Linked DNA regions of Homo sapiens: all the other regions are linked to region 2. The links are chromatin loops, found by intact Hi-C in ENCODE. Cell type or tissue: HCT116. All regions are shown on one strand. Each heading gives the region's core, and the rest is flanking DNA. Links, peaks and the distances in the headings are about the cores only. Region 1 has its middle 110 kb from the start of LINC02382. Region 2 overlaps GALNTL6 (polypeptide N-acetylgalactosaminyltransferase like 6). Region 3 overlaps GALNTL6 (polypeptide N-acetylgalactosaminyltransferase like 6).

Evidence for each region. Peaks named below come from ENCODE experiments on the same cell type or tissue, not always from the same donor. Only the 100,000 strongest peaks of a DNase experiment are listed, where the experiment ranks them.
Region 1: it touches region 2 in a loop (2.5-fold over the local background); 2 of 110 quality-filtered maps call a loop at or near these places.
Region 3: a loop joins it to region 2, with 14 times the contacts of the local background. A loop is called at or near these places in 16 of 110 quality-filtered maps.

Annotation. Positions count from the first base shown.
Region 1 is chr4:170,848,444-170,859,625 of GRCh38, reverse strand. No RefSeq gene overlaps it. Among named protein-coding and RNA genes, the nearest start is that of LINC02382, 110 kb to the right of the region's middle. In HCT116, for the core only: a CTCF peak has its summit at 6,010; a DNase peak (open chromatin) is centred at 6,005.
Region 2 is chr4:172,196,330-172,207,511 of GRCh38, reverse strand. All of the region lies in intron 2 of GALNTL6 (polypeptide N-acetylgalactosaminyltransferase like 6), which reads right to left. Among named protein-coding and RNA genes, the nearest start is that of GALNTL6, 390 kb to the right of the region's middle. In HCT116, for the core only: a CTCF peak has its summit at 4,844 (motif pointing right); a DNase peak (open chromatin) is centred at 4,841.
Region 3 is chr4:171,839,585-171,850,766 of GRCh38, reverse strand. The region is part of intron 2 of GALNTL6 (polypeptide N-acetylgalactosaminyltransferase like 6); the gene reads right to left. Among named protein-coding and RNA genes, the nearest start is that of GALNTL6, 32 kb to the right of the region's middle. In HCT116, for the core only: a CTCF peak has its summit at 4,337 (motif pointing left); a DNase peak (open chromatin) is centred at 4,336.

The DNA.
Region 1 (11,182 bases), core at 2,191-10,190, 1.3 Mb after region 2:
AATTATTGATATTAATGATAATTTATAGAATTTAGTTTTATAAAATAAATTGCTATAAACCTTATGAATAATTGACTAAAAACTCTTTGCAGATCAGCTTAAAAGTAAAAGAAATCTTGGGGCTGTATTCATGAAAACAGAGTTTACAGATCAAGGAAAATAGTAGTATAATTCTACTGCTTTCTGTAATAACCAAATTCAAGAGTTTCTGCTTGATCTGAATATGTTACATAAACAGATAAATATTAGTGTATTTCCAGCTCAGGTGACTAGGATTGTGAACTATCTGGTTAGGAAATTCTTTGCAGAATTGTTCAAGAAAAGTTGAACAATTCCAAGGAGAGGAAAGAACAAAACTATAAGCTGACTTTGGATACTTGAATTTCAAATATGCAGATGAGGAATTACATAAATTCCAGGTTTTCCAGAATAATCAAAATAAAGTATTGGTTCAAAGAGGTTTTCCACGATCCACCAAACCAAATAATTCACCCGTTATTTTCTGCCATGAAAATCTATGATTTTCCTCACAGAATGTATAATTATTTGTAATTATGAGTCTTATATGGGTATGAGAAGTTAAATTTTATTTTAACTGGTGGCTCTAGCATTAGCTTAGAGAGTGGTTTGGCTTAGTTTGGTTTGGTTTGGTAAGGTGTAGGGAAAGACCTAAGCCAGGTGATCCTAAGGGCCTGGCTGGAACTCATCTTGAAAGAAGACTCACACACGACTCTTCACGGATCAAGGAAAGGAATTTACTTCGGCAACCAAGGGAGGAAGAAGACTCAATGATGATGGAAGCCTAAGACCGGATGTGTGAAGGGTCAGTGAGAAAGACCAACGACAGTAGACAAAAGGATACATGTGGACTTTCTTTCATTTCTTGAAAAATGGTGAGCTATATGGTGAGAGTGACCCAACACACAACACATTAATATATATTAATTATTAATACAGTTTTTTAAAAATTATTTTTAAACATGGCCAAGATAGTAGCAAGACCACAGGAGTTATGCAGAGGTTACATAAGGCAAGAAAACAAAAATCACAAAGGTAAATTAGAAGGAAGATGTATTCTCTCTAGGAGTATCTGCCGTTATCTGGCATTCAAGAGGTTGTGTGTTAAAGACCTTCTGATCAATTGCATAGGCCTCAGCCGAATGTGAGACTGGGCAAAAATCCCTGCCTGAATTCAAGACCCCTCAAAGGAGAACTTTAGTGGCTGAAACAGGCAAAGCAAAAACATGAACAACCATCTCAATTAGACAGAGGATGGCTTGGCTGTTGACCCTCATGAAGAATAACATGACGAAACAGAAACGTCCCTCATGGAAATTGCCAGATGTAAATTAACAGTCACTTGAGCTAGGAGTGATTGCTCATATTACCTGCATCAACCAAATAACCCCAAACAAAATTTTAGATAAAGGTTCTCATAGATTGGCCATGCTGTTTATAAAAGTTTCAGAACACAAAAGCAAAAACAAAAACTCTAAACTTGAATGCTGCTAGTAGCCTACCACAAAATGTATAAAGACAATATTGAGAAAAATACCAGGAGAAACCTGTACCACTATCATTTTAAAATGTAATTTTGACATTTTATTATTATAATTCAAATGTATACATAAAATACATCTTCTTTTGTGTGTACATTATTTTCAATTACATTTTAGTGATAACTAACAAACACCTCCACACACCCCCTCGTGCAGACATTATGCACACACATACATAACAGAGGCTGCTGAGCAAGAGACGCTTTGGTACCGTCCAGCTCTGCCCCGTTCTCTCTGAAATTTCAGTCAAGTTAAAAAGTCGTAAGACAATTCTGTAAATAATGCTTCATTTGAAGAAATTTTCCAAGGTGCACTGCAAAATTACCCTTTGCCTTTCTTAAAATTCTTCTTTAGAATCTTTCTCAAATAGAGAGGTGCTTTGTGAGTTTTATTTTTCTGTAAGTGAGAATTAAGGAAAAGCGTTATCTGTCCCATCTGCATCATTTACTGCAGAGCAGTAGGAGAGAAAGTAGGAGCTCAATTCTAGGGACAAAATGCCACAAAGGCATCCGCAATGTGCCGCAATCTAGGGGGAGATTCTGGACATCACCCTTGGAGAGTGGAATAAGATTCGAGCCCAGTCCTTCTCAAGGAACGTGAAGCCCCAGTTGACATCTGGGTTAGTTATTTTTCTGAGTGTTTTGTTTAATGCCTTCCTCTTCCTCTAAATTGTAAGCTCTATGAAGGCAAGAACTATGTTTGATTTGTTCACACCAGTATATTCAATGCCTTTTAATGTCTCCAGAAGATCATTAACAAAAGATTGAAGACCAGAAGAAGTTAAAAGAAGGCAATTTCTAGCCATTAGAACTGCCCCAAGATGGTAGCCACTGCTTTGAGAAAACAGCAAATACCTCCTTGCTAGTATTTCCAAGAAAAATTTTATAAATATTTCTCAGGAATATTAGGGAAGAAATTGTTTAATTGAAGTGATAGATCTTTATTCTTATGTTTTCTTACACAAATTATTTAAGAAAATCTTGAATAATTAATTTTTTTTTCCTGTCTAATCTTCCACGGACCCCTAGCTAAGGGAGAGACAGCAGGTGAACTAAGTCACCGTTAATACAAAGAGACATTTGCAAGTAGTGGGGGATATAGGAGAAACACCACCATAATTAGAGGGGAAAATTATAAAAGTGTGATCCCCAGGGTGGTGTGTCTCTTGAGAAAAGCTCTACTAGAGGGACCTCTAAAATTTCCAACACTTCCAAAATTCTGAATATAACAGAGACAATTTTTTGATGTAAAAAAAAAAACTATAACACTTTTTTCTTTAAGTTGTAGAACTGTTTCCTCAATTTGTCTGACCTGAAAAAAATCAGCCTTCTCAGGAAGGTGAGCAACTCCAGCTAAAGATGAATAGAAACTGTTCTCGTTATTTACTTTTGCACTCCACAATAATGGCCTCTATTGTAACATCACCAGTGATTTACTGTCTGGTCTTATGGTAAAGAATATTTTTATTTATTTATTTTTATTTTTAATTTTTTTTTGGAGACGGAGTGTCGCTCTGTCGCCCACGGTGGAGTGCAATGGCACGATCTCGGCTCACTGCAACCTCTGTCTCCCGGGTTTAAGCGATTCTACTGCCTCAGCCTCCCGAGTAGCTGGGACCACAGGCGCACGTCGCCACATCTGGCTAATTTTTTGTATTTTAGTAGAGACGGCGTTTCACCGTGTTGCCCAGGCTGGTCTCAAACTCCTGAGCTCACAGAATCCGCCCACTTCGGCTTCCCAAAGTGCTAGGATTGCAGGCATGAGCCACCGCGTCTGGCATTGTTTTTGGAAGAGACGCTACGGGTTTAGTGGTGAGTCGTAAATATTGCTTCCATAAGTTACTTCTGTTTCCTTTAGGATTTCTGTGCACTGTCCAGTCCTGCCATTTCTCTTTTAATTTCTTTGTCTCGTGGAACTTCATTGTGTAGGCGGTAGTGATGGTCCTTCTCCTGCCTTGCAGGCTGAGGCCACTTGAGGCATTTCTAGGAATACCCTTTTATATTATCTCTTTTTGAAATTGCTAAGGTCACATTTTTGACACTATCATCTAAAACTTCTGTGCTTTGCTCTTTTCGACAGTGTTACTAGCATTTGCTCTTCCATCACATTTAACCTAGTTCTCTGAAGCTAGTAACCCTCTGCCTTTTTCCTATGTTTTCCATCCTTGACTTGTTCTGCTTCTTGACATTTTGGAATGTGCACTTTTGCTTTCCAAACAATAGGTGCTGTTGATATGTGATGCAAATCAAGAGTTTCTTTTTATCACATGGAAGTCCATTTTTTTTTCAGGTTTCATATTTTCCCCAATCCATTTCAATGTAAAGTGCACGGTGAGGACACTTCCTCTACTTTCTAATAACACTCAAACTATAGTGAACTCAAAAGTAAAATTTTACAGGTAACATAGAATGAGATATTTTTAGAAACCCATAAAAATTCCCAAAATGCCATTTGGTGATACTCAATAATACTGAGAAAAATTATACTTTGCTAGTTTTATTTAGTGGTTTGGAAGTCAACATTCTCAAATATTAATAAATATCACTATATTTTTATTACACACATATATACGTATGTAAGTGTATATGTACATACATATATACACATACAGGAGGCTTGGTAAATAATTCTTTAATATATACTTTTTGAAAATATTAACGACACTTAGATGTTGTTGTGTGGCATTCTAATCAATCTTTAAAAAGCTAAAACAGAATTACAAACATATTTATGAATTTGCCATAGTCCATGACCTAGAGACTTGTACACTAATGATAATATAGTTTGCCAGCTTTTTAAAATTAAAATGTGACATAAATGAGTAGGGGACATTATTACTCAACTTAGATTCTGTTATTATTTAATAAATTGCATTAAAATGATACTTTTGGGAATAAAAGTGATTTATAATTTGGAACTCTTTAGAATTTATGCAAAAACGCTTTATAATATTGTTCAGTTTATTCTCTAGGGAGTTCAAGGCAGTGGATGAAATTGATTATATTCATAATTTAATATATTTTACTGTAATTCACATATGTAAAATGACAATATTTATAATTTCAAAAACAAAAACACAATAAATATCAATCTAGGTTAACCACTTTTATATTACAAATAAACAAATAAAAATCTAAATAATATATAGCTAAACAACCTGCCAAGGACTAGAATTTCAATACTTTAAATGCAATAACTTGATGTTTTATCATTTAAATAACACTATATAAATAAATATTTTTCATTACAATACTGCTTGTATTCTTTTTCATTTATTGAATCCATAAAAATATATGCTTGCAGCTGTGCATAAAGAATAAGTATACTAAAGCAAATTAATACATTTGATTGTTAAATGTACAGAATTGCGATTAGGGAACTGTATTCAGTTTGCCCTTGTTCTACTCTTTGTAGCACAATGCAGTGAGCTGTTACAATTTTTTTCTTTACCAAAATTAGAAAACCTTTAACTATTTGAATTTAATTTCAATGATTTCTTATTTACCTTGTAAACTGGAAAATTTAATAAAAGGCAAGGATAATATTCCAGATCTTGTATTATAGTTTAACATAGTTTTAAAGTGATGTTCTGAAAACTAATAAAAAGTTAAATTCTGTGGACGTAGCCTAACTTCACAGCCAAGGACAGAAAAGACATATAATTCTTTGCAGTGAACTCTGCACACCCTAGTAACAATCTATTACTGTCAATCTGAGGTTGAGTGAATATCAGACAATGCTAGTGCAAACTCCATCTTTCATTCCTAAAGCTATCCTTCTGTTGATTTGAGCTGCATCAAGGATTACAATAAAAATTGAAGCACTCATAAGTAATACCTCTTCAGACAGGAAAATGTGAACTGTCCTTCTGGGAATATTTAATGTCAAAATCTAATACAATGCTTCTCATCTTCTTTGACTATGACTAAACCTATATGCTGAGTGGACTGACCACTTGCTGTTACACCTGCTTTGTGGCAACTCACTCAAAAAAGAAATCAACAAAAAGCCATGGAACAAAAAGTGATAAATTTAAAGTTTCTTCTAGTAGTAAAATTCAGGTCAAGATCCAACGTTTAATTTTAAAATGGGTTATGACCTCGTTGCTACAGGATCAGACAACCAAGTGGAAAGATAAAATATAATTGGCAGTTTGAAAGGACGTATATTTTCTTATCTCTGCCAAAATACTAACAAAACAAAAAGAAAGAAAAATATATTTTGAGAAATCATTAATTGCCACAGACAATAAGAGATAAATTAAGCAAAGTGATCATATCTTGTCTTCTGTGATGGCACTGGCTCCTAGAACACTACTTCCTGGCACTAGCGTAGATCTTACAGGGCTGACTTTGAAAGTCTCAGACTCCAAGAGCTATTCATGATAAGCCTAGGGAGAAGCAGCAGAAAATAAAATGTTGCCTGTGGAAGTGGTGCACTCTCCCAGTCGGCAGGGGGCGTACCCGTGCCGGGAGCAATCTCAAGGAAGACTATTCACATATTTCTAAAATTCACTGTACCATGACAACTTTCACAGTGATTGATAGAAACAGAATTTTTCATGCTACTTAATTATTTAAATACACAATGTTAAGTGTGAAAACTCAGAGAAAAAGAAAAAGATTCCTCCATTTTTGACATGAAGGTAAAAATATCATCTTACAAGTTTAGATTCAGTCTTTTGTGGCATTCAGATAGGAAATCTTAGTAAGATTCTTAGTAAGGCTTATTCTAGCTAGCTTGCCACGTGTAAGTGGGTAGCACTGAAATATTATTGATCTTGTTTGGGTTTCTGTTTCTGTATGTTGTTAAAAAATTATACAGTTTGGATTGGTAATCTTTGTGTTTCCTTTCCTCAATAAAACTATACGACTTCATGTTCATTTATATTTGTATTATCCAAACAGAAGAGAGACTACGATAATGTCAGTTTCAAAAAGGAAGTCTTTGATCCCTTTAGATTTATTTTTTTATTTTATGTTACTTTATTTTAGTAGATACGAGGTCTCCCTATGATTCCTAAGCTGGTCTTGAACTCAAGCAATCCCCCCTCCTCAGCCTCCAAAAGTGTTGAGGTTTCAGACATGAGGCACCATGCTCAGACTCCATTTTTTATTTAGATCAAATTATGACAGATATTATAGATACCCTTGCTTCACACTCATTCAAACCATTTCTAGCTTTCTTTCCTGTACTATTGAATTGAGAAAGCAAATATACACTTTCTTTGCTCCCTTGCAGGTGGTGCACTATGTGAGATTACGTTTTACAAAATGGGAACACCAAAGTAAGGCTTAGATAAATACACGAGCAATCTGAGGCAGTGACTGGGAGATGGAAATCAGAAGCTTCTAGAAGCATAATGATAGAAGTATTTGGTTTTTCTAAGACCACTGTGATTGAGTTCTTAGTATCTGTTTTCTAGCACCACTGAGACTAAGCAGCAATGATTTTTCAGCAGAATGGATTCTTAAGATGGTGGATCATGTTCTTTCATATGTCTCCTTGCTGGTTCTCTGTCTCTGCAGGCTATTCCCTAAGCTTCCCTATACTCATGAAGTCTTCCTGTTGAAATCAGAGTTTCCATTGCCTTCAGCAAAGGACCCCCATTAGCACTCTGAAAGGTAAGAGGTGGTTTATTTCATAATTGTTACAGATGATGCAATATATGGTGGTTGCTTGAGTTTTTGGTTTTCCCATTTGTTCTTTGGCCTGGTTTTGTGTGATAGTCCAGAGGGATTTAAATCTTTCTGCTGTCATCATTTTTCCTTAATTCTCTAAAAGTTATTTAAAGTCATACTAAGACACAATATGACATTGTAGCTAGGAAAGAAAAACAGAAAAAAATGAACACATTAAGGAAGCCCAGGAACTGATAGGCATCTATCATTGAGATGTAAGGGTTACAGAGATTGCTACTTGCCTCTCACTTCTCAACAAGTAAATGTCTTCTTTCTTCCAATCATTCATTTTGACATGACTTACAAAAACTTTTCAAGAATGGAGCACAGAACTTCCATATAATGTCAAGATGTAATCTTTAGTTTCTTCAGGGGAACTAAACATTCTTGTGGCTAACTTCCCTGGCTACGGTTTTAAGTTATTATCACCTTCTTGCTTAGCAAGTTGCTCATTGACTTTTTAAGGCTAGCGAGGTGCCTGGAATTTCCCTTGAAGGAACTCAATTTTTTTAAAAAAAATCTGGGGATACGGGGTTCCACAGGCCCCAAAGAGGAGTTCCAGCTCCCTCCCAACGGCATTAATTCAAATTTCCCCAGTGCTAGTATTTTACCACATTCTCTCTTTATCTCCCACTTTCCTCCTCCCTCCACTTATATATGCATGTAGGTATAAGTACCTGTGTGTACATATGTGTATATATATGGCTCTTAATGATTTTTAAATTTTGTCTATATGGGGGATGATATCCCATTACTCTTAAACAAGTCAGCAATGCCTTTAAAACGTATTTTTTCCTTCTGGTCCAGGATCTGATTTAGATTCACTTACTACATATGGTGCTGTTCCTGTTTAATACCCTTTAATATGAAATAGTTCCTATTTTTCCTTTATTTAATACTGACTTATAAAAACACAGATTAGCTCTTTCACAGAATGCACTCAAATTCGGTTTTTCTGATGTTTTCTTATCATTGGATTCAGGTTGTATATTTTTGGCTATGATATCACAGACACAATGCTTTGGTTTTCTCATTGGATGGCATCAAGGGGCACATAATTTCTATTTTCCTCATGGCTGTTATTAGCTTTAATCATGTAGTAAAGGTAGTTTCTCACAGGTTTCTCCATTATAAATTTATTGCAACCTCCTTTGTAATTAATACGTAACTTGGGGGAGATAATTCTGCCCACTAGTATTGGCATCCCTTGATGATTCTCATGAGCTGATTATTCCTATGATGGCTACTAAATGGTGATTTTCTAATTTCCTCATTCATTCTAAATTTATGAGTTGGCATCCTACTGCAATGAAAAGCTTTTTCTTAATTTATTTTTTATTCATTTGCCATATATCTCTTTGTGTATATATGTGCCTCTACCTGTATCTATTGATCCATTAATATATCTGTATAGATATCCCAAACCATGTATTTATACAAATACGTCTAATTCCAACTGAACTCAAGAGGGTTCATTCTAGCTGTTTTCCATCTCATATTTTTACCTCATTCCCTGGTGATGAGAAACTTTCATCCCATTACTCTCACTATATGTACTTAAGTGCTCATACTCCCTTATGTAATCAAACTCCTGATCACACAAGCTACCTCCACAGTCCTGACAACCTCCTCAACACCATGCCCACTGGCTCCAAACACCTCCTATCTCCTCAACCCAAATCCCTCCACTTTGGCCCCATTAGGCCTGCTGGCCTCGTAAGCCTCAGCTGCCCTCTCAATTCTGATCACTTCAGCCCTGCATGTCCTCTCTCCCTCCTCAGCCCCTAACCACTTTTTCTGGTCTGATGTAGGCTTCCTCTCTATCTTGACCATATTCTCTGCCCTAGCGTGACATTACCACAAATCCTTGCATTTCAAGGGAAGGGAAAGAAAGAGTAAGATGAAGAGAAAGAGGGAGTTTTTAGATATTTAAGGAGTCAAATTACTACTTAGATAAAAGAACATATAATCATTAGTTTTCTTTGAAGCTAGACGTGGCCATGTGAGTGAATATTGTTGGTTTATTTTAAAATGTCATTTAGAATTTATAAGTCTACCTAAAATGTATTTTATAAACTCTGTGTTTAGATTGCCTTCCAATTGCCCTTTCAAATTTATATCCACCTTCTTCCAATCCATTCTGTGAGCCAGGTAGTGAACTTTCATTCTTTCTTTTAGTTTCTATTTGATAACAGGAAACCACAGACAATGAGGAGAATGATGTCATTATTTTAATTCTCTCAACCATCTCTCTGTGCCATTGCCTCTTATTGACTGTGTCTCCTGACTGAAAGTCACTGCTCTCCAAGCTATCTCCATATATCTCGCTCCTTCCACTTTTCAAGACTCTTTCCTCTCCCTCATTCTTTCAGGCAAGGGATACTAAGTATCTCTGCTTTACAAGTCCTGGCATGTTAGACTTTAGTTTGTGTTTTACCTAAATCCTTCCTATATATTTGTTAAAGTTCCTTTAATAAATGTAATTACCTTAATTTGAGAGCACCATCTGTTCCTACTGGGACCCTTACTGATACGTTAGTTGATATTAAAGTGGCCACAGAAAACAGATTATCAAAATAAGATCATTGAATTTTGTTGCTTATGTATTGGAGAAACATGAGAATGACCTGTTTGCTAAGGGGATCTGGCTAATGCATAAGATCAGGTGGCATCATGTTTTCTGAAGTTATCACAAATCTTAGCACAAGGTGTATTGCTATGACACAGTTGCAGTGGCCACAACAGTGGAAGTGAAGAACGTGTAGTCATTGTGCTTCTTACTATAGCTTTAGAGATAATCTATAGGGGAAAAGAAAACTTACTACCTATAAATATACAAGAATATGGGTTGAGAGCCCAAAGACATAATGAAATTTTCGTAATCACAGGGAAGTTAGGGCTTGAAACCATTCCTAAAGCATGATTAGCTGGACAAGAGGAATCCTATGAAATATTTAATTCAAGGATGCCACTTATGCCAAGGTAAGAGTATTGGTGAGAAAGAAGTGATATCCATAGATATGGGATAAGTAGACATAAATAATGTATAAAATCTGATCCTCCAAATTCCCCTCAAATTCTATTACTGGTAGATGCAGCCCTGTCACTCCCAATGTGGTCTGAAAGATTCATCCATCATCAACATAAAAGCTTTTGGTGATGATATTTTGGGGCACTAACCTTACAAGCTGATTCCATTTCTCCTCAGGTTCCATCCCCAACAACATCTCATTTTATTCAGGCCCATAATTAAATGTTAGTACTAATAGAGCCCAGACACAGTAACACAGGTCTTCTTAAAAAGGAGATAGCCTACATATTTAAGGAGTTATAAGATGATATCAATTGATATTCAGCTATATACTGGGGAGTATGTGTTGGAGTAAAACTTAAGGCTCAAACCTCATAAATATATATTGGCAAAGGTGCATTCACCCAGGATAAACATATATCATGTTGTGCTCAATTTTCTAGGAGTGGCATTATAATCTAGTCATCTGGCCGGTTAAATCTTTGACTCAATAATTCATATAATAAACAGGGTTAAATTAGGAGACCTTCCTGGGTATTTTACAGGGGAAGACATGAAGATTATGGGAGATGGAAATATTAAAATGTGCCTATTGGCTTAAATATGCTCATCCATCTACTGACTATACTCTGAAGATTTGGAAATACTATCTTAGATTTTTTTTTGAAACGTAATGGTAAGGGAGAATATCAGAATCATTGAACAATTTTTTGTGGTAGCTATTGTCCATGGGCTTAAGAGGATAGAAAGAGATCCTGTAATATAAATGGGTTTTCTGATTCGATTGAGAACAAAGGATGTGAAATTATAAAAATCAGGTACAAAGGGCGAGGTGGAAGCATCTGGAACTACTCTTATTCCAGCAAGGCAATCAAGCTAAAGCAATATCTAGTTTCTGGAGGAATTGCAGA
Region 2 (11,182 bases), core at 1,329-9,328:
TCCCAAATAGTGACTGAAACTTAACGTGTCAAAACATAACTTTTGATGCTTCCTCTTCTTGCTTGAATCAACTTCCTCTTCTTCTCTCAGGAAAGAGCACCACCATCCCTCTTGCTCCTTTACTGTCTCTCTCCTGGCAATTCCAAAAGCATCCCCATTTTGTTCCCCAGTATTTTCTCGTCTTCCTATAATCCACTCTCCACAAAGATCCAAAGTAGGCTTTTTAAAACATAACTCAGATTGTGCACATTTTACTTGAACATATTTAATGAATTAATTCATTTATAATTAGAATAAAATCCAAGGTGCTTACTAAGGCTTAGGAGACCCTGTATGATTTGGCTTTGCCGAACTCTATGACCTAACGTTGTAAGACTCTCCCATTTATTAAAACACGTTTCGGCCAGGCACGGCGGCCTGTAATCCCAGCACTTTGGGAGGCCAAGGGGGGCGGATCACGAGGTCAGGAGATTGAGATCATCCTGGCTAACATGGTGAAACCCCGCCTCTACTAAAAATACAAAAAACTAGCCGGGCGTGGTGGTGGGTGCCTGTAGTCCCAGCTACTCGGGAGGCTGAGGCACGAGAATAGCCTGAACCCGAGAGGCGGAGCTTGCAGTGAGTGGAGATCACACCACTGCACTCCAGCCTGGGCGACAGAGTGAGACTCCGTCTCAAAAAAAAAAAAAAAAACAAACAAAAAAAACAGAAAAACAAAACAAAACAAAACAAAAAACACGTTTCATCTGCTCTGATATGCATTCTGTTCTAAAATTTTGTTCCCAGACTCAGGGACTTTGCATCTGTTCTCTCCTCTGTCTAGAATGTTCTTTCCCCTGCTGCGTACATGACGGTCTCTTTCTCATCATTCAGGTCTCACTTCAATGGCACTTACTCAAAAATGCCTACAACAATCTTCTCCAAAGTAGGTGCCCTCTGTCACTATCTATTGCATCACTGTTTTATTTTCTTTGTATCACTTATCATTATCTGAAACAGCTTATCTTACTGGCATGAAGAGTGTCAGTACAAATTACTAATGCAGTTATTTTAAAAAGATACAATCACTCATCAAGGACTGCCAAGAACATTCATTATAACAAAATATGCTTTCTCATTAAACACCATGAGCATCTGGGGAGCACCTGTTCTTGTCTTTTCCTGTGTCCCTTTTTCTTTATGTTTCATGATCTCCTACTATCTCCCTGTATCCACATAATTTGGAAAATTTTTTTCTCAGATCATCATTGTTGATGAGCTGAATAAATACAACTATTCTTATGGGGATTAGAGTATTTAGAAGGATTTGTCCAGCAGAATTAGAATGCACTTCTACTGAGTCCCAGCTGGAAGAGCGGAGGATGTTTAAATGTTTTCTCACTAGAAATTAGTTCATTTTATTCTCTTTGTTTAGATCTCCAGATACACATACATACATACAGCTAAACATATATATATTTATATAAATATGAAATACATGGCATATGTACATATTCTTTCCCTGCTCTACAAACACCAGGTAGACCTCTGAGTAGGTAGTGGGAAAACAAAGAATGCATTTTTCACCTAGTTTATATTTTCAATCCATTGATGGGAGACTTGATGGAGATGCCAAAACAACAAGGCATAGAACTTACTGCTGAGAGCTCAGAAAGGAAAAACTATGTGATGAGATCTCCGGAACAAAGATTTCCAAGTAAAGAACAAACATTATGGTAACTTTTCTGATAAAATTGCCTGTGCACTTCAGAGGGAACTTCTGCATGTAAGAATGGGACTGGAAATAGGAAGAGATTATGGAACAAAGACTTCCAGGCAAAGAACAAACATCGCAGTAGCTTCTCTGATAACACTGCCTATGCTCTTCAGAGTGTACTTCTGCATGTAAGAATGGGACTGGAAATAGGAAGGGATTATGGAACAAAAGGATGAGAGTCTTTTCTTTGTCAGAACTGTCCTTTGACCTAGCTTTTAATATCCTGGATCTAATAATACTGTAGATTACCAAGATGTCATTTCAAAGACTGTGTGGTCCGGATTGGCCTCTGTCAGCTTTTAAGTCGCTCAGGACACTAAAAGGTCATATCTCTCCCAAAAAAGTGGACTCTAGCACAAGTCCCAGTCTATGTAAAGTTCATCTTTGTGTCCATGTTATTACATCTCACACCACTAGTTCAGGCTTTCATTTGGAGACTTTTCTATACTAAATTTGCTATTATGGAATTTTTCCTGAAAAATTTTGCAGATCCTTGCTTTTTAACTGATTTTATTGTTTGTGGTATCTATTTATCCATTTATCAAACTTTTCAGATGTTTTATCCTTTACATTTGTTACCAAAGGCGCAAAGATGAATATAATGTGTGTGATTAAAAAGCTCAAATTCTAGTGTTGGAGAAAACATATAAAGCACCAATGTAGTGTATCTAGGGGTTCTTAATTAGCTGAATATGCACATTTGGATTAAGAAAAGAATAAATCATAACTTTTAGAGAACTGAAAATTAACATTTTATTTAGACTAAATGCAGACCATAAGCTACAGTAGAATTAGTAGTACCTGGGACTTCTTCATCAATAGAAATTGTAAATATTGTGATCTCACATTACAGTTGATACAGCTGTATAGAAACATTGTTTAGTTCATGTCTTCTTTAAATTAAGATAGTTATTAACTATCCCTAGATCTTGTTATTTAATGAGTTGGCAAAGGAGCACAATGACTACTGCTTCACAAATTGACTTTTTAAAATAGTTTGATAACTCTATTCTGTTTTCTTCTCTTTGTAATCACAAAACATTATTCTCAAAAGGGTTCATAAATTTTACCAGATTGTCATGTCTCTGTCCAAGAACCCCTGGTCTAAGGTGACAATATAATTTATCATGCAAACTAAGACACTTTTGAAAATGAAAGGAAACACCCTTAATAATTATAGAATACACAATATTATTAAAAATATGTTTTGGAGTTTACCTATCTTAGCTCCAAATTAAAATTATAATTGAGATAAAAGACATTATTACCTATGAATAAACATAAACAATCAGAAACAGTGATAATGTGAGGATTGAAGGAGACCACTGTGTTCTCTCTGCACTCAGACTGCCATGTGCCCCTTCTTTCAGTATCAGACAGGTTGCATCAATGTGTTCATACTGAATCTTTAATGATAGAAAAGACTTACACTGTCACAATGCACTGCAAACTTGAGCAAACTACCTTTCAGTTATTACATTGACGCAGTTTTAAAAAAAGGACTATCATATATAAATGTATTTTGGTATTCTCTTATTTTGATTTTTTTAGGTATATTTTTAGTACAAACATCTTTCATTATATATAGCAAACAACCTAGTAAACTTCACAATTTCTGAATTCTAGTAATATAAGGTCTCACATAATTTTTAATTGATAGATAAATATATTGTAGAATCTTCACATTAACTTAGTTAAAAAAATTCTGTTGGCCGGGTGCAGTGGCTCATGCCTGTAATCCTAGCACTTTGGGAGGTTGAGGTGGGCAGATCACCTGAGGTCGTTAGTTCGAGACCTGCCTGACCAACATGGAGAAACACCGTCTCTACTAAAAATACAAAATTAGCCAGGCATGGTGACACATGCCTGTAATCCCAGCTACTCGGGAGACTGAGGCAGGAGAATCACTTTAACCCAGGAGGCAGAGGTTGTGGTGAGCCAAGACTGTGCCATTGCACTCCAGCCTGGGCAACAAGAGCAAAACTCCACCTCGAAAAAAATAAATTATAAAAAAAAATCTGTCAAGATGCCAAACAACAAACAATCAGTTTCATAGAGAAGGAAAATATCATGAATTTTAGAGTAGATGGGTCTGGAGGTCAAATGAAGCCACATATTAGCAATAAAGTCTTGGGAAAATGATGTAATATATTTGAACCTGATTCCTGCCTTGCCTCCCAGGTTAAAAATGGAGGAAGAGTTGGAAGGATTGAATGACATACTATAGAAAAATTCCTTAGAAATGGGTACATCTTTTATGAGATTGATACCCTATAACAAAGGTCTGTAATATTTAATTTTAATTTTTCAAATACTTTTTAAAATACCGCCATCGTTTCTGAGATCTTCATACTGAAAACCTTAAAGACACCTTCAGTTTTTAAGTTTCCGCTGCCAAATTTGACAAGTATTTTTACCTCTTTCTTGACAAAGCTTACATATTCTTCCCTTTCTTTGCATTTTCTCAACAATTACTGAAATACCAGTGCTCATACCTTATAAATTATTGCAAACAATTCCTAATTTATCTTCTCCCATAACAACATAACCAATATAGCTATATGGTCACATTTTTATGTCCTCATTCTATCATGCTAAAAAATGTTTTACCCTTACAGTGCTGTTTAGTCTGAACTTCAAATCTCAACACAAACACTGCCTATTTTTATTTAGCCAAATGTACACATTTTAATATTGACCAACTCCATTGTCAAAGTATACACAGGACTTTTAGTTCCTAAACTCTATTATTTGTAAACTATACTATCTGTAATCAAATTCAACTTAAACATATTGTTTTCCTCTCAATTTTTTTCAATTGTTTTCCTCTCAAGCCTAATTTTGATTTTGCTATCAAAACTCAATTAAAATGTTTTTCAATTAGCCTTATTTAAATAACTTTCATGTAGAAATCATCCATTTTGTGAAAATGTGTTTACAATATATAACTCTATTATATATTGTATAGTAGGTGTGTGGTTGCTGATGTTTCATAATAATTCATTACATCAAGAAAATGGGTTGAATGGGCCAAATAATCCCCTTTGGGTTTCCTACTGGCACTGAGTATTTGCAATTCAAGGACACTGCCACTAGATGGTAATCACAGACCACACTGATTTCACAAGTACATTACCTAGATACTTATTTTGGGGATAATGCCCCACATGAAGCTATTTTTTAATCTTTCTACCCAATATAATTATCTATATATCCATCTCATCTACCTATATGTAAGTATGTATGTCAATATTTGTGTTTCTATATACACACATATTTGATCGTATATGAAATAATTATTTCAACACTAATATTACACTATCCAAAAACTTAAGGAATAATAAACATATTGAGATATTCCTATTTTTCATTCTTTTATTTATTTATTTACTTACCCAATACAAAATTTAATTTTAAAGACATTACTGCTCATCACACTAGTTTCAGCTTTTTCTATTAGAAAGCATCATTTGCCTTAATCTCAGGTTACAGTTTCAAATTACTGTGCTCATCATACCTAGAGACTCAGCAAAGTCCATGCAATTACAAAGAAACTGGCAAATTTTAAACCACCAGTCTCGTTACAATTATGCTTTGAGGAACTGTGAGTATAGGAAGCACAACCTCTTTAAGTAAGTAAGCAAGATATCTACATTTACATGAGATGATATTTTTCACTAATGCCTCACTCTTTTCCCTCATGGTTTGAACTAAATTAAGGTGTTCTTCCATATGATGGTTAACGTGCTTTTGAATTCTGGAAAGGGTGGCAAGGCATCAAGAAGCAGAGCTAGTCTCATCACTTCTGCAACTATTTCCCCGCCCATTTCTTGGTGTCATTTCTAGCCTAGGTTGAATTGGCATCAAGTGAGAACCTACCATACCCCTCTGTTTCTGCAGGAGAGTGCTGGCTGACAGAATGCCAGTTGGACATTGTGGCTGATTATCATTGCCTTTTGATAATTACCAGCACAATTAAGGCACTTAATGTCATAGTTTTCTTTTGCTGTAATTGCCATTTTATGTGCACTATTTTATTGCCTCAACTAGTTTGCAAATTCCACAACAAATATTCTATCTTTCAGCTCCTATAGCAACTAGGGAAGTACTACAAAAATATTTTAACAAATCTTAAAATTAAACAGTTTATCTGTGTTTCGTTTAATAACAACAATACCAATAGAGACCTTTACGAGTGCCAACCAACTATTCTTATTAAAAACAAAAACAAAAAACAAAAAAAAAAAACTAGTCCCGGTGCCGTGGCTCATGCCTGTAATCCCAGCACTTTGGAAGGCTGAGGTGGGCAGATCATGAGGTCAGGAGATCAAGACCATCCTGGCCAACATGATGAAACCCCATCTCTACTAAAATACAAAAAATTAGCCAGGCGTGGTGGCGTGCACCTGTAGTCCCAGCAACTTGGGAGGCCGAGGCAGGGGAATTGCTTGAATCCCAGAGGCGGAGGTTGCAGTGAGCCAAGATCGTGCCACTGAACTCCAGCCTGGGGACAGAGCAAGACCCCGTCTCAAAACAACAAAACAAAACAAACAATAACAAACAAACCAAAAAAAAAAACAACTCCCAACTAAAGCATTAGGGAACAATTCTGTCCACTTAATTTCATAAAACTTGTTTTGGTTCCAGTTGTTTCAGTGTTTAACAAAGAGTTTTTTCCTTATGTATCGTTTTTAAGGGAAATAATGTATTGAGATAAAGTGAGCACTTTTCAGCTTCTCTTTCATAGAGCATACTATTTACTAACAATAATAAAGCTTGCTTTCCATTGGTAAATTTTGTTAAATTATCAGTTCATGAGTAAGTACCCAGCATTGCATTAAGCTCTTTTTAAAGTGATAGTTTATTTTTGCAACACTTTGGAGTCTGTGTTATAATTACCAAATTATCTGATTAAGAATGTATTTTGCAAAGCATAACTCACCCTGTAACAATTCACGTGTTACTACTTATGTTATTCTCCTCTAACCAAAAAACAAAAGTTAAGGACAATCACTTACTGCCTATGGTTCACTGGCTAAACAAAAACATAAATAAGGTAGATGTTGTCACACATTTACTAATGTGCTTGTTTATTCAGATATAGTATTCAGAAATAAAATGAAGCAAAATAAAATTATATTATCTACTACATAAAGTCTAAATTCTATCTTGCCATCTGCATCAGTGCACGGTTTCAAATGGCATTTGGTTATAAAGAACACAATGGATTATGCAGGCAATATTTTCTGGTGCCACTTGTTTGTTTCATTCCACAACTTGCTTTTCATATTGCTGACGTTTGTATTCATGGAAATAATTAGTCCCAAACATCAGAAAAGCACCGTTCGTGATTTACAAATATATATAAATGATTCAAGGTAATCGAATTTCCTTAATGCAGGTAAAATCAATGTCTAGCCATGAGCAGCAGTCCTAAAACTCCAACTTTAAATTAAACATAATTAAACTGGAGTATTTTAACAAGGGAAAAATTTCAAGTTTGAGGGTGAATTTGTTATGTCCATTGGAACACTTATTAGTGAAACATCAATAAAATGGGATATAATTCAAGCAGACTTTCCATTAAACCTATACTGCATCTAGAATACATTGAACTGACAGTTTCATCTAAATTACTGATGATTTTGAGGACATTAACTATTGGGATAAATAGCTAGTGATTGCATTTCCCCAGATTTTTTATTGCCAATTAGAATTTCAAAGTTACTTAGCTTCTCTATATGTGTAATTCCTCATTTCTAAAATTAAAGAATTTGGAATGATGTTTTTTAAGGGCTCTTAGATTCCTCCAAATCTACTGTCATCTGAATTATTTGGAAATAATAATTCAAATGAGGTATATGGCTAGTTGCCTGCATTAGAAATTGAAGGAAAAGTCTTTCTAGAGTATGTCAACAATCTAAAATACTATTTTACTTTTGAATGCCTTAGGACTTTCCCACTATTTAAAACAAGCAAGCAAGCAAACAAACAAACAACAACAACAACAAAAAATCTTTCAAAGTAAATATGATCTATTTACCAGGAGTTTAAAAAAAGTCATTGTCAACTTTATCTTGCAATGAGGAACCCCACAATTCTATGTCTTCAGTCTTCAATTTTCTTTAAACATAAGATATTCCACTGATGTTTGATTCAATGCCTGTGTTGTGTCTGTCACTGGAAATCCACAGTGAATGAGATGAGAGTCTGTTATCAAAGAACTCAAAACTTACTGGGAAAGACAGATTATTTTACACTAATTACAAGTCAAATGGTGAGAGAATTATCTAAAACAGAAGCACAAAATTTGTGAGATAAAATAGATCTGACTGAAAATGATCACGAAAATAATTTGCAAAAATATCATGTTATATATTTGATCTAAGCACGAGGAATAATAACTGCTAAAATTTACTGAGATGGTCTTTTTGTCAGATAATCACTAAGCATTTTTTGTATATTGTACTAAAAAAATTCCACAAAAATCCTATTAAATAGGCACAATTCTTATTTTACCCATTTAATAATGAAGAACACAAAGAGAAGTGACAAGAAGAAAATAGATTTGTTTATTTGCTCAACAAACACTGATGAAATGCTTACTCTATGGGACCTCTTTTTTCAGGAGTGGAGGATAAAACGGTGGCTACCACAGTCTGCTCTCAAGGAATCCAACAGGGGTCACAGGTGGTAACATGCATAGAAACAAACTTTGGTTACAGCACAGTGTAGTCAGTGTACTAAAGGGTAGAATGCCAACAGTAGTAAAAGCAGGGGTTTCCTGGAGGAAGTGATATCTAAGGAACTGAAAGATGATTAGGAGTTGGCTATCATTAGAGAGAAGTGAAGTACTAAATAGCCAAAATTTAAAAAAAAATACATTTTGGGAATTATAGTAGTACATTATGGCTGGCTAGTACATGCACTACGTTAGTAAATTAGCACATTGTGGTTTGGGTTTGATGCTGGGAGAGGCAAGTAGGCACTGGATTTTAAAGCATCTCTAAGAAGAAGGATTATATGTTGTCTTGGTTGACCAGAACAGTCCTATCATAATTATTGATAGCACCTCTTGTCCCCAGATAATTACTTACTGGCAACACTTTTAACTCTCAAAATTTTCCTGCTAAGTGATAAAGTATATGTTTAGGTTGTTTGACCTTTTTGTGAGGGCACTGGAAACCACTGGTGGTATCTCATTTTGGTTTTGATTTGCATTTCTTTAATCATCAGGGATCTTGAGCTTTTTTTCATGTTTGTTGGCCACATAAATGTCTTCTTTTGAGAAGTTTCTGTTCATACCTTTTGCCCACTTTTTAATGGGGTCTTTTTTTTTTCTTGTAAATTTGTTTAATTTCCTTGAAGATTCAGGACATTAGACCTTTGTCAGATAAATAGATTGCAAAATTTTCTCCCATTATGTAGGTTTTCTGTTTGCGCTGATGATAGGATTTTTGTTTTATTTTTTTTTTTGATGTGCAGATCTTTAGTTTAATTAGATCCCATTTGTCAATTTTTGCTTTTGCTGCAATTGCTTTTGACATTTTCATGACAAAATCTTTACCTGTGCCTATATCCTGAATGGCGTTGCCTAAATTTTCTAAGGATTTTATAGTTTTGGGGGTTTTGTTTGTTTGTTTTTTTGACAGAGTCTCACTCTGTTGCTCAGGCTGGAGTGCAGTGGCACAATCTTGGCTCACTGCAAGCTCCACCTCCTGGGTTCACGCCATTCTCCTGCCTCAGCCTCCCGAGTAGCTGGGACTACAGGCGCCCACAACCATGCCTAGCTAATTTTTTTTGTATTTTTAGTAGAGACGGGGTTTCACCGTGTTAGCCAGGATGGTCTCGATCTCTTAACCTCGTGATCTGCCCGCTCTGGCCTTCCAAAGTGCTGGGATTACAGGTGTGAGCCACCGCGTCCGGCCTAGTTTTGGGTTTTATATTTGAGTCTTTAATTCATCTTGAGTTAATTTTTTTATAAGGTGTAAGGAAGGCTTTCAGTTTCAATTTTCTACATATGGCTAACCAGTTCTCCCAAAACCATTTAATAAATAGAGAAACTTTTCCTCATTGCTTGTTTTTGTCAGGTTTGTAGAAGATTAGATGTGTGTAGATGTGCAATCTTATTTCTGACTGCTCTATTCTGTTCCACTGGTCTATGTGTCTATTTTTGTACCAGTACCATGCTGTTTTGGTTACTAGCTTTGTAGTATAGTTTGAAGTTAGGTAGCATGAGGCCTCCACTTTTGTTCTTTTTGCTTAGGATTTTCTGGCTATATGGATTCTTTTTTGGTTTGATATGAATTTTAAAATAGGTTTTTCTAATTCTGTGAAGAATGTCAATGGTAGTTTAATGGGAATAGCATTGAATCTATGAATTACTTTGGGCAGTATGGTCATTTTCATGGTATTGATCCTTCTTATCCATGGAAGCATGGAATACCTTTCCATTTGTTTTTGTCTTCTCTGATTTCTTTGAGCAGTCGTTTGTAGTTCTTCTTGAAGAGGTATTTCACTTCCCTTGTTAGATGCATTCTTAGGTATTTTATTCTTTTTGTAGCAATTGTACATGAAAGTTCATTCATGATTTGGGTCTCTGCTTGTTGGTTCTGGGTGTATAGGAATGCTTGTGAGTTTTGCACATTGATTTTGTATCCTAAGACTTTGATGAAGTTGCTTATCAGCTTAAGAAGCTTTTGGGCTGAGATGATGGGATTTTCTAGATATAGAATCATGTCATATGCAAACAAAGACAATTTGCTTACAGTCTTCCTATATGAATGCCTTTTACTTCTTTCTCTTGCCTGATTCCCCTGGCGGGAAGTTCCAATACTATGTTGAATAGGAGTGGTGAGAGAGGGCATTCTGAAATCTGCCAGTTTTCAAAGGGAATGCTTCCAGCTTTTGTTCATTCAGTATATTGGCTGTGGTTTTGTCATAAATGGCTCTTATTATTTTGAGGTATGTTCCTTCAATACCTAGTTTATTGAGAATTTTTAATATAAAGAGATGGTGAATTTTATTGAAGGCTTTTTCTGCATCTATTGAGATAATGATGTGGTTTTGTCTTTCGTTCTGTTTGTGTGATAACTTACATTTATTGATTTGTATAAGTTGAACCAGCCTTGCATTGAGGATGAAGCTGACTTGATCGTGGTGGATAAGCTTTTTAATGTGCTACTGGATTCAGTTTGACAGTACTTTATTAAGGATTTTTGCATCAATGTTCAGCAGGGATATTGGCCTGAAGTTTTCTTTTTTTGTTGTATCTCTGCCAGGTTTTGGTAGCAGGATGAATTTGGCCCCATAAAATGAATTAGGGAGGAGTCCCTCCTAATCAATTATTTGCAATAGCTTCAGAAGAAATGGTACCAGCTCTTCTTTGTACCTCTGGTAGAATTCAGCTGTAAATCCATCTGGTCC
Region 3 (11,182 bases), core at 1,226-9,225, 360 kb after region 2:
CATAATAAGAAAGGAAGTCAGACACGCCTCATTATACCCTCTTTGTTTTGGAGTTTAGACACAACTAACCAGCATTTACATTAAAACAGAGATCATAAGACTAACATAGCCTACTCTTTGTCGTAATGAAATGCTAAATTATAAACAGGGTTTAAGGCCATGCTGGCAAGGGTAAAGTCACACACCTGCACTTAACAAAATGAACTAGGTTCTAGTTACCACAAGGTTTTCCTTTTTATTTAGCAGTTAAACAAGCACTGGCTTCGAGATAAGCAATATTAAAACAATTTACAGTCCCACCAGATGCTGATTAACTGCGCTCCAGCCCCTGTTCCACAAGCCATAACAACAGCTTTGATTGAATAAGAGACTGATTTCAGTAACTTTCTCCTCCTAAGATCGCTGACCATGGACTGGTTCTGGCCAGTTTACAGAGGCTGTGCACTGGAGTAACTTCACGTCCCTACTTTACGTTTTGATGCATAGGGCCCAACTGTAATACATTTAAATGTTAAATTTTTAATCCCAGCACCTTGGGAGGCTGGGGTGGGCAGATCACTTGAGGTCAGGAATTCGAGAACAGCCTGGCCAGCATGGTGAAACCTGGTCTCTACTAAAAATACAAATACAAAAATTAGCCCAGTGTGTTGGCACGCGCCTGTAATTCCAGCTACTCAGGAAGCTGAAGCAAGAGAATCGCTTGAAACCGGGAAGCAGAGGTTGCAGTGAGCCGAGATTGCACCATTGCACTCCAGCCTGGGCATGGCAGTGAGACTCTGTCTCAAACAAAAACCAAAAAATGTTAACTCTCCACTAGTTCATATGCAACATGCACATTTATTCAATGAGCATGTGTCAGAACTGCCTTCATTAATATTCATAGCTTGTCTCATAACCAGTTAAATTTGTATGGTTAGCCAACCTGTTTAGCATAAAGCTCCTGCCCCAACCCCTCCTCCTTTGAAGTGCCTTTTCTGGTCTTTGCCAGAGGCTATGCTTCCCAGCCTGCGGCATGGCCACCTTCTTCCTTTACGAGAAAAAATAAAAGTATCTTTTCCAAATTCCTATATCTTGTAAATTTTCAGTTAATAATAGGTATACAGATAAATAAATTATTATTTTTAATTTCTCAATGTAAATTTACCTATTTAGACTTACATTAATAGGTAAAATCATATTTTATCATATTTATAATTTTCTTAATAATTGCTTACAAGATTTTCTTTATTTCTATTTTCAAATGTAGATGACTTAAAGTAGTTGAAAGTGAAATTGAAATGCTGTGCAAACAAAACATTTATACTGTCCATGAAAAAAGAAGAAATCATTCCCTAGTATCTCTCCTCTCAAGCTCCATGAAAATTACACAAAGCACTTCCTATTATTATTAAGGGAGTGATCTCAAGGAAGATAGTAAGAGGCATAAACTTAATACATAAATGGCGAGTGTTCTGACTGCTGCAACAACCTGAGTTTCCCATCTGTTCCCTCTCCTCAGGCCTCTCTATTGTCTGAGACACAATATTGAAATTAGGCCAGTTTAGAACCCTGCAACGGCTTCTAAGTGTTGAAGCGAAAGGAAGAATAGCATGTCTTTCAGCTTAAATCAAAAGCTAAAAATGATTAAGCTTAATAAAGAAGGCATGCTGAAAGCCACCACAGGCCCCAAGCTGGGTCTCTTGTGCCAGTTGGCCAAGTTGTGAATGCAAAGGAAAAGTTCTTCACAATGTACACTATTCAGGCGATGGTCACAGTAAAAGCCCAGACTCACCACTAGGCAATATGTCCATGTAAAAAAACTACACTTGTACCTCTTACATTTATTCAAATTAAAAAAAAAAGGGAAAAGTTCTTGACACAAATTAAAAAGTGCTACTCCAGTAAAAACACAAATGGTAAAAAAGCAAAGAAGTCTTATTGCTGATACGGAGAAAGTTTTAGTGCTTTGGATAGATCAAACAAAGTCACATTTCCTTAAGTGAAAGCCTAATTCAGAGCAAGGCCTTAGCTCTCTACAATGCTATGAAGGACAAGAGATGTGAGGAAATTGTGGAAGAAAAGTTGGAAGCCAGGAGAGGTTGGTTCATGAGGTTTAAAGAAAGAAACCATCCATATAAAACAAAAATGCAAGGTGAAGCAGTAGACGCTGATGTAGAAGCTGCAGCAAGTTATCTAGAAGATCTAGCTAAGGCCATGGATGAAGGTACCTGCACCAAACAACAGATTTTCAAGATAGACAAAACAGCCTTATATAGGGAAAAAATATCATAGATAGAGAGGAAAAGTCAAGGCCTGGTTTTCAAATTTCAAAGCACAAGCTGACTCTCTTGTTACAGGTGAATGCAGCTGGTGACTTTAAGTTGAAGCCAATGCTAAACCTTACCATTCTGAAATTCCTAGAGCCCTTAAGAATTACACTGAATCTACTCTGACTGTGCCCTATAAATGGAACAACAAAGCCTGGATGACAGAACATCTGTCTATAGCATAATTTACTGAATATTTAAGCCTACTGATGAGAAAATAAAATTCTCAGAAAATAAAATTCCTTTCAAAATATTACTGCTCACTGACAATGCACCTGGTCACCCAAGAGCTCTGATTAAGATGTACAAGGAGATTAATGTTGTTTTCATGGCTGCCAGTGCAACATCTATTCTGCAGTCCCTGGATCAAGAAGTAATTTTGATTTTCAAGTTTTATTATTTAAGAAACACATTTCAAAAGGCTGTTGCTGCCATAGACAGTGACTCCTCTGATGGATCTGAGTCATGTAAATTGAAGAGCTTCCAGAAAGGATTCACCATTCTAGATGTCATCAAGAACGTTTGTGATTCATGGGAGAAGGTAATGTCATATTAATAGGAGTTTGGAGGAAATTGATTCCAATGCTCATGGATGACTTTGAGGAGTTCAAGACTTCAGGGGAGGAGGTGACTACATTTGTCATGGAAATAGTAAGAGAACTAGAATTAGAAGTGGAGCTTGAAGATGTGACTGAGTTGGTGCAATCTCATGATAAAACGTGAAGGGATGAGGAGTTGAGCAGAGAGAGAGTGTTTCTTTTGATATAGAATCTACTCCTGGTAAGGGTGTGAACATTGTTGAAATATCAGCAAAGGATTTAGATTATTACATAAACTTAGTTGATAAAGCAGTGTCGGGGTTTGAGAAAATTAACCCCTCTTTGAAAGAAGTTTTACTGTGGATAAAAGGATATCAAACAGAATCACATGCTACAAGAAAAATCTTGTGTGAAAGGACAAGTCCATCAAAATCAATGCAGCAAATTTCATTGTTGTCTTATTCTAAGAAATTGACACAGCCACCCCAATCATCATCAGCAACTACTACCCTGATAGCATCCATCAACATCGAGGCAAGTCTCTCTACCAGCAAAATGATTAAAACCACTGGAGGCTCGTAAACATTTTTGATTAAGGTGTGTATATTGTGTTTTCAGGTATAATGCTATTGTATACTTAATAGACTATAGTATAGTGTAAACACAACTTTCATATGCACTGGGAAACTCAAAAATATGTGTGAGTCACTTTATTGTGATATTCACTTTATTGTAGTCTTCTGGAACCAAATCTGCAATATCTCCAAGATACACTTGTACAGTCGATTCTCATTACTCACAGAAGGTGTGTTCTACAAAGTTTCTGTAAATGCTGAATTAGCAATACTGACCATTGCTCGTAGGGGAAATATATATCTATATATACACACAGAGAGAAAGAGAGAGATATAGATATCTATATAATTATATGTATATGTATAATTACATATAACTATATTCATATATAATTACATATAATTATATGTATATATAATTACATATAATTATATGTATATATAATTACATATAATTATGTGTATATAATATAAATACATATAATTATATATTATATATAAATATATTTATGTATCTATAGATAGATACATCTACAGGGACATATATCATTATATAGCTTTCTATATATCTATAGATATATCTAGAGAGACATGTGAATATACATATCCATATATATCTATAAATATATAAAAATCTATATATGTCCATATATAGAGATGAATAGATATAAAGATATGAATAGACATAGATAGATAATAGATTACAATCTTAAATCCTAAATACATCTAGTATTGGTAGATTTTATTTTCTTTATGTCACAAGAGTAAATAAATTTACACAAGAGTAAATAAATGAAGTGTTAAGTGACTTAACTGAGGCCACTCCACCAACAGATGCTACAATTGAAATTCAAAATGCAGCCAACGAGCCCCAGCGCAGGAGCTTCTTGCCCTACACTGCACTGCCCCCTACTGTCTACCTCCTCTGGCCATGGTTGTAGGTAAGGCCATGGTATGGCCATGATTGTATGTAAGGAGAAGATAAGAAATAGTTCCCTTGTTCTGCCTTACATGGGGAACAGGTGCATCAGGTGATTCAAATTTTCTTCTACTTTGCACTGTCTGCAAGTCACTATGAAAGCCCTCCAGATACTGGTTTTAGGATTTTAAATAAATTACAGTGAGTAGGTGAATTTGCTAATTTGGAATTTGCAAATAAAGTGGATCAACTACAATATCAGCAGTCAAACTATACTGACATGATGGGAAATATCAGAAAATTACTCACAAATGAATAAAAATTTTTAAAATTTTAGAACCTCATATCTGTCATAAAATAAATGGGAAAGGCAATATGACAGTTATCTATCCCTGATTTGAAAAGTGAAATAAAGCAAACTCAAAGTATACTGAAACCTAATTTACAGTGAATGACCATGTAAACTCCCGTAGAAATATTATATAAGAAAATTTTATCTACCATTGAGTAGCTGTGATGATGAGTATGTTCACAATTTATTGGACATGAATTACATAATGGAACACTCTGCCTGTATTAATTATTAAGAACTGTTGTCACAAAGAAACCTCAAATGCTAGTGGTTTAATGAATACAAGTGATTTTTTTTCCTTATTAACATAACATTTCAAAGCAGCTGTCTTGCTTGATAGGTGGAATTCCTTCTTGCAGTAATTTGGAGACTTGGTCTCCTTCCATCTTGTGTCTTTACCATCCCTTAGGGTCTTCTGGTTCTTTGTATCCCACTGGCTGAAGGGAAAAATCGGTTGTAGAGAGCACATCTACTTTCTAAATTGTTAGCTGAGAATGAGATATATGACTTATGCTCACGTTCCATTAGTAAGAACAAGACTTAGGACCACATTTACATCCAAGGGAGTTAGACTATGAAATCCTAGTCAGAGCAGCCACTTCCTATATTCCCACAGTAATATAGAAAAGGAAGCATATATCTGGAATTTTACATTGATATTAACACTGACATGACAATATTACCTAATATAAACCAATAGATAAATAGTCTCCACATCATTTCAAGTTTTTCTTTCGGTCCAGAACTCATATTCCTACGGTCAACTTTGATCTAGAAGTTATTAGTTTGTCTCTGTCAGATTTTCGCTCAGAACAAAGAGACCAGCAAGAATTTTGTCCTCCAGATGCAATTATCCAATCAAACGGGATAATTTTGAATGGAAAAATCAAAACAGTTAAGAAGTATCAGCTTTGAACAGAATTGCAAGGTTATTAAAATACCACCATTTCATTTACTAACTATTGCTTGGCAAATGAATTCATTAGTACACAAACCAGTTAGTGACTGAATAAGTGTGTCAGTAAGTAATTTCAACATTTGGATATTGAAGGTCATTAAGTATTATTCATGGAATGGAGAACAGAAGATTAATGTCTACAGGTTGGAGACTAGCAAACCTGCAGATAGGCTGGCTACACTATTTCATGCTGATTGTTTGAAATGGAGCAAGAAAGCAATAGACCGCAGAGATCTCAATCAGCTGGAAACAAGCATCTCCAAAGAAAGTCCCTGCCACAGCAACCATCTCTGACTAAATTGCTTGTTATCTTTACAAAGCGCCCCTCCTGGTGCCATTAATTTATATGCTTCCTATTACCCCAAGTGCAATTCTCAATGTTATATTTGTTCTTGGGGAATCATTTTTCCTAAACAGAAATCAAGTGCTTTCTCCAGTTTTACATTGTCACAGCTCCGTATCCAGCACCCACAAGTGAAAAGTGCTCTGGTCATATCTGCTGTTCCACCTTCGTAATCTGTCACATCAACGAACTGTCTGATAATATTAGCCTACTTCATCTAAAGCTCTTCCAAACCTCACATCTGAAAATAAAACTTAAAACAAAAATGCACAATTTAAAAAGGAAGATGAGATTGAATGTCACCAAGAGTTTTACAATCTACACAGAAATTTGGCAGACATCAAAACTACCAGGGTTTCCCAAGAAAATAATGATGGTGCCTCTATCAGTGAACACGAAAGTGACAATGATGGGCATCTCACTTATCTAGAAAAAAAATACACCTTAGATATAAATGGTAAAATGGTAGCAAAGTTAACCATAGGATGAAGATGAAGGTAAAGGAAACTTTTTAAAAAACATAATAATGACCCTGAGTTTCATCCTCCAAATCAAGGACTGGCCCCAGCCACTGAAATCAGCAAACAAACTAGAAGAAAAAAGATTGATATTCCACCTTTAGAATTTAATAGGTAACATTAAGAAATATTAATGAACAAAAAGTTACCTTATCTTTTTAACACCTGCAATTGCATTGTCTCATTTCACAACACAATCATAATATGCATGCTAGTAGAAGAGCATTTACACAAACACAAAACTTGTTTCTTGTTACAGATATTTTGAAGTTAGTAATCTTCAATATCAAATTCTAGCAGAAATTTATAGAAAGGAGTTTTGTTCTCCAGTTCTTACAGATATACAATTTTTGCTTCAATATTGACTACTCTTACTTTAATCATTAATAGAAAATCAGCACTAATTACACTATTGATTGTCAAATAATAAAGAAAAATTCTGTTAACCACCAGACATCTTTATTTATAGCATGTTCTGTGAATGTCTAAAACTATGTAGATTTTTGTTTGCTTGGAATTTTTTTTGGCAGTAAATTCATCCAACATCTTCATCCAAAATCTTCATTCTCTACCAGCACCAAATATATTACACATACATATGCATGCACACACAATATGGGGAGAGCCTATCCTCACTGCCTGGCTTAATACCAAAGTAAATGCAAAGTTTGCCCATTTGCGGTTAAAAGCACAAAATTCTAAGAGTTTGGTGAAATATAAAAGAAGTAGAAAAATAGGTAGAATCTAAATAAACAAGAATAAATTGTTTTTTTTTTGGCATTTGTCTCCAGTTACTGTATTGTTCCATTGTTAAGGTTAGCAGCAAGAATGTCAGTAATCTTTTATGGATGAACAATCTTGGCATTGTCACCATATCAATAACAGAGTATTGCAAGAAGGTATGTCCCTCCTTGCTCTGTAGATCTTCTCGTTTGTGCATTATTTTTATGTGAATTGTCTTCATAGTCATTTTTTTATGTTTGTGGTGTATTTTACTTTAGGGACATAAATGATCTTTTAAACAGAATATTCATTGTAGTATCATAAAGTGTGTCCTGCTACGATGCCTCTATATGAGCTACCAAGAAATTTAGCATAAAAAACCATTAAAACTAAACTAATAGAAGATTTCTTTATTATTCCATCATTCTAGCAGTCACCTCACCAGCCCTCCTCTGTTTTAATAAAACTAATTTCATAGAAGAAAGAAAAATGGTCTAAAAAGTGCACGATCTAACTAGGATGTTGTTACCAATCAATGATGACAGTCTTGTAAAATTGGAAATATAATTGCAGATATATTGAATGGATGGTTGAACAGGCAACAACTAAGGCCTTTTAAGATGTTTGTGGCATGAATTTGAGTGGAAAATAAATTGAAAGTGAAAATAAGTGGTACCACCAAGTGATACCGTTTGGATGTTTGTGCCCTCCAAATCTCATGTTGAGATGTGATTTCCAGTGTTGGAGGTGGGGCCTGGTGGGAGGTGATTGAATCATGGGGGTGGATTCCTTATAAATGGCTTAGTACCATTCCCTTGGTGCTAAGTGAGTTCTCACTCAGTTAGTTCACTGGGGATCTGGTTGTTTAAGAGTCTAGGACCTCCTCCTTCTCTCTCTCTTGCCTCCTTTCTCACCATATGACATGTCGATTCTCTATTCTCTTCCACCATGACTGTAAGCTTCCTGAGGCCTCACCAGAAGTGGATGACAGCACCATGCTCCCTGTACAGCCTGCAGAACCATGAGCCAATTAAACCTCTTTTCTTTATAAATTACCCAGCCTCAGGTATTTCTTCATAGTGACACAAGAACAGGCAAAAACACCAAGCATGGAGACAGGATTATTTCCAAAACTTTATTTTTTGTGTCTACTTTGAGGGCCAGAGAAATATTAAAAGTGTATAATTGCATCTTTGGGGATTGCATTTCAGAAAATAAAAAGTAAGCAAGGATAAGAAATGTAACAACTAAAAATTTTAAGGACAGGCCAACCCTTAATATTTGTGGGGCTTCATTCAAAAGTGTAAATAAAGATCAACACACTATAATTGTAAATATTTAGAATGTATACTATATAAATAACAAATGTAAGTAAGATATATTCTATTCTGTTCTCTTGACATGTGGAACTTCATAATGACAAAACCGAAAGGTACGTGAAAAGATTATTTGTCTTTCCAAAGACAAAATTCAATTACTATTGCACATATCTAGGTATTCTGCTGATAGGCCAGTGATGTTTGCATAAATAATAAAAAAGAAACATAATTCATGAAATATACATACTTTCATGAAATTATTTTCATGCCTTATTTTAGAAGAATCACTTATAATCTTGTAATAATCCAGATTTTAAAATAATTTTATTTATATTGACAGTAATGCCAAATCTCAGTTTTGGGAGGACATTGCTATACTTAGTTTTATTTTTTCAATTAAAAAAACTCTGCTGTGATGTAGCACCTGGTATTAGTAATAAAATTTGCATAGAAGGTTTTTTTCTGGAATTAACCATTTTACATACTATTTTAACCATTTTGATTTAAATAATTAGTTTTTCATCAAATACTACTATTTTTACAAAATTACTACTGCTTATATCATGATTTCTATTTCCTCCTAAAGGAATAGCTAGTTTCATTAGTATTTCTTAAGTTCTTCTTCTATCAAATTATTCAATGTTGGGATTTTATGAAGAAAAATAAAATGGTAGTATGTTTTAAACTAATACATAAAATTGAGAAGGTTATTTTTGTTGTTTATGTTTTTCAAGTAATTCACTTAAACTAAAATATTCACTTAAGCTATATTTGTTTTTGTAAAACAATGAAAGTGTTTATTAACTCTAACATATTGTTTTCTATTACTGGTATTTCACCAATACATAGATTAAATATTAGTTGTTCAATATAATATTTGCAGTGATCAAATTGCACTGAATGTTTACTTTGGTAATTTCATTTATGTTTTCTTTTTTCACTTTATCCACCATTAATTAATATCTCCTTTCAATTCTTCATCCTGATAATCATATGCTACATTATTTTTAACCTTTATTACATGTTCAGCCTATTGAAATAAGTATTTGAAGTGGAAAGATAACACAGTAGGAAAGTCAGCCTGAAAAGAAACTGCTTTCAAAGATCCAGATCCAGCAGGGAAAGAATCTTCTAAAAGGTTTTGTTCACAGCCACCCTTGGTACAAGTACCGGAGGTTCTAGAAACAGAATCCACAAAATTTCAAGCATTTTCCACTGAAACATGATGTGGGCTGATGTGATCATAAGCAGAAAGGGTGCATGCATCTTCTTTTGAGAGATAACAATAGCTACTTCTCAGTAATTAAGCTTTTAGAATTTTCTACATAAGCATGTCCAATTTTCCAATGGGGGAGAATGGGGCCAGGAGGAAAAGTTAAGAAAAAAGAGGAATTAAGATGGTTCAGAAAAATCTAGATTTTAGGACATATGTTGCAACATGATAAGAAACAAGAGAAGGATGCTTGGCTTGGAGCCCTGGAAAGTTATATATTGTTACACGAAACTCTATTGCATTTGTGCACTATGAGAGAAAATAATATGATGAGTTAATTAATTTGTCTTTTCTCTCCCTGGAGTACTGTTCTACTCCAAAGGCTACCCACACTCCTAAGCAGTATCTATTGCAAAAGTTAGCAGCACAAATCACAAAATGTGCCCATTCAGATCATTGGCTTTTGTAAGAATGATGGGGGCCATCACGGGTGAGGAAGCTTTTCTTAAGGCCTGTGTGGAGAGAGGCACAGAGCTGATGTTTAGTGCTAAGGGTCACAGCATGCCAGCTCCAAATGTGGGATTCCGAGTAACACAAGTGCCCACGGTTTCTTTAATATGTTTATTTCCGCATGTATGACTGTGAGATGCTGAGACCTCAACTATGGGCCCAGGCCTAAGGCCAGCACTATTCTAAGACACACTGCTTTTCAAACCTGTACTGTTAACAGTCAAGATAAAGTCACTCAATCTTCATGAAAAGTAAAATTAAATATTGGCTATAGTAGGGCCAAGATTATAACAGTTATTTCCCTGTTAATAAAATTTGTTTGTAACTCTTTCAGAATATATTTTAAGCCAGCGAGCCGGTGACTTTGTGTGCCATGTGGTTAAACAAGAGAGTAAAAGCTTACTGCCATGAAAGTAAATATCCCTGGCCGGCACTACTTCAGTAATTTACCTAGCCTAAGGTCATTCTAAAGCAGTTTAAATGCATCATTATCCACAATCCTCTAAAACACTAAAATACTTAAATAAATTACAATGGAGTAGGATGAGCCTGAAGAGAGGAAAAAACTGTCAAGATATGATACATTTAAATGATGCAAAAAAGTCTCTTAGACTCATGAATAAATTATTGCTAAAATGAAAGGCATGATAAAGAGCCTATAGGACATGATACGAGCAGTTTCATTTGGTCCAGAAAGATTAAGAAAAGGAATCTTGGGTTTCACCTTTCTGCTTGTGAATTTTCATCCACTTAGTTTTAACCTTGGTAACTCAAAATTTTCATGTTCATTTTTATTACATCTTTTTTTTTTTTGCTGCAATCCTGTTATTCCCTTGATTGCTGTCCCTTCTGTGTCTAGCAATCTGTAGACTTAAATCATACCTATGCATGTGTGAACGTATGTGCA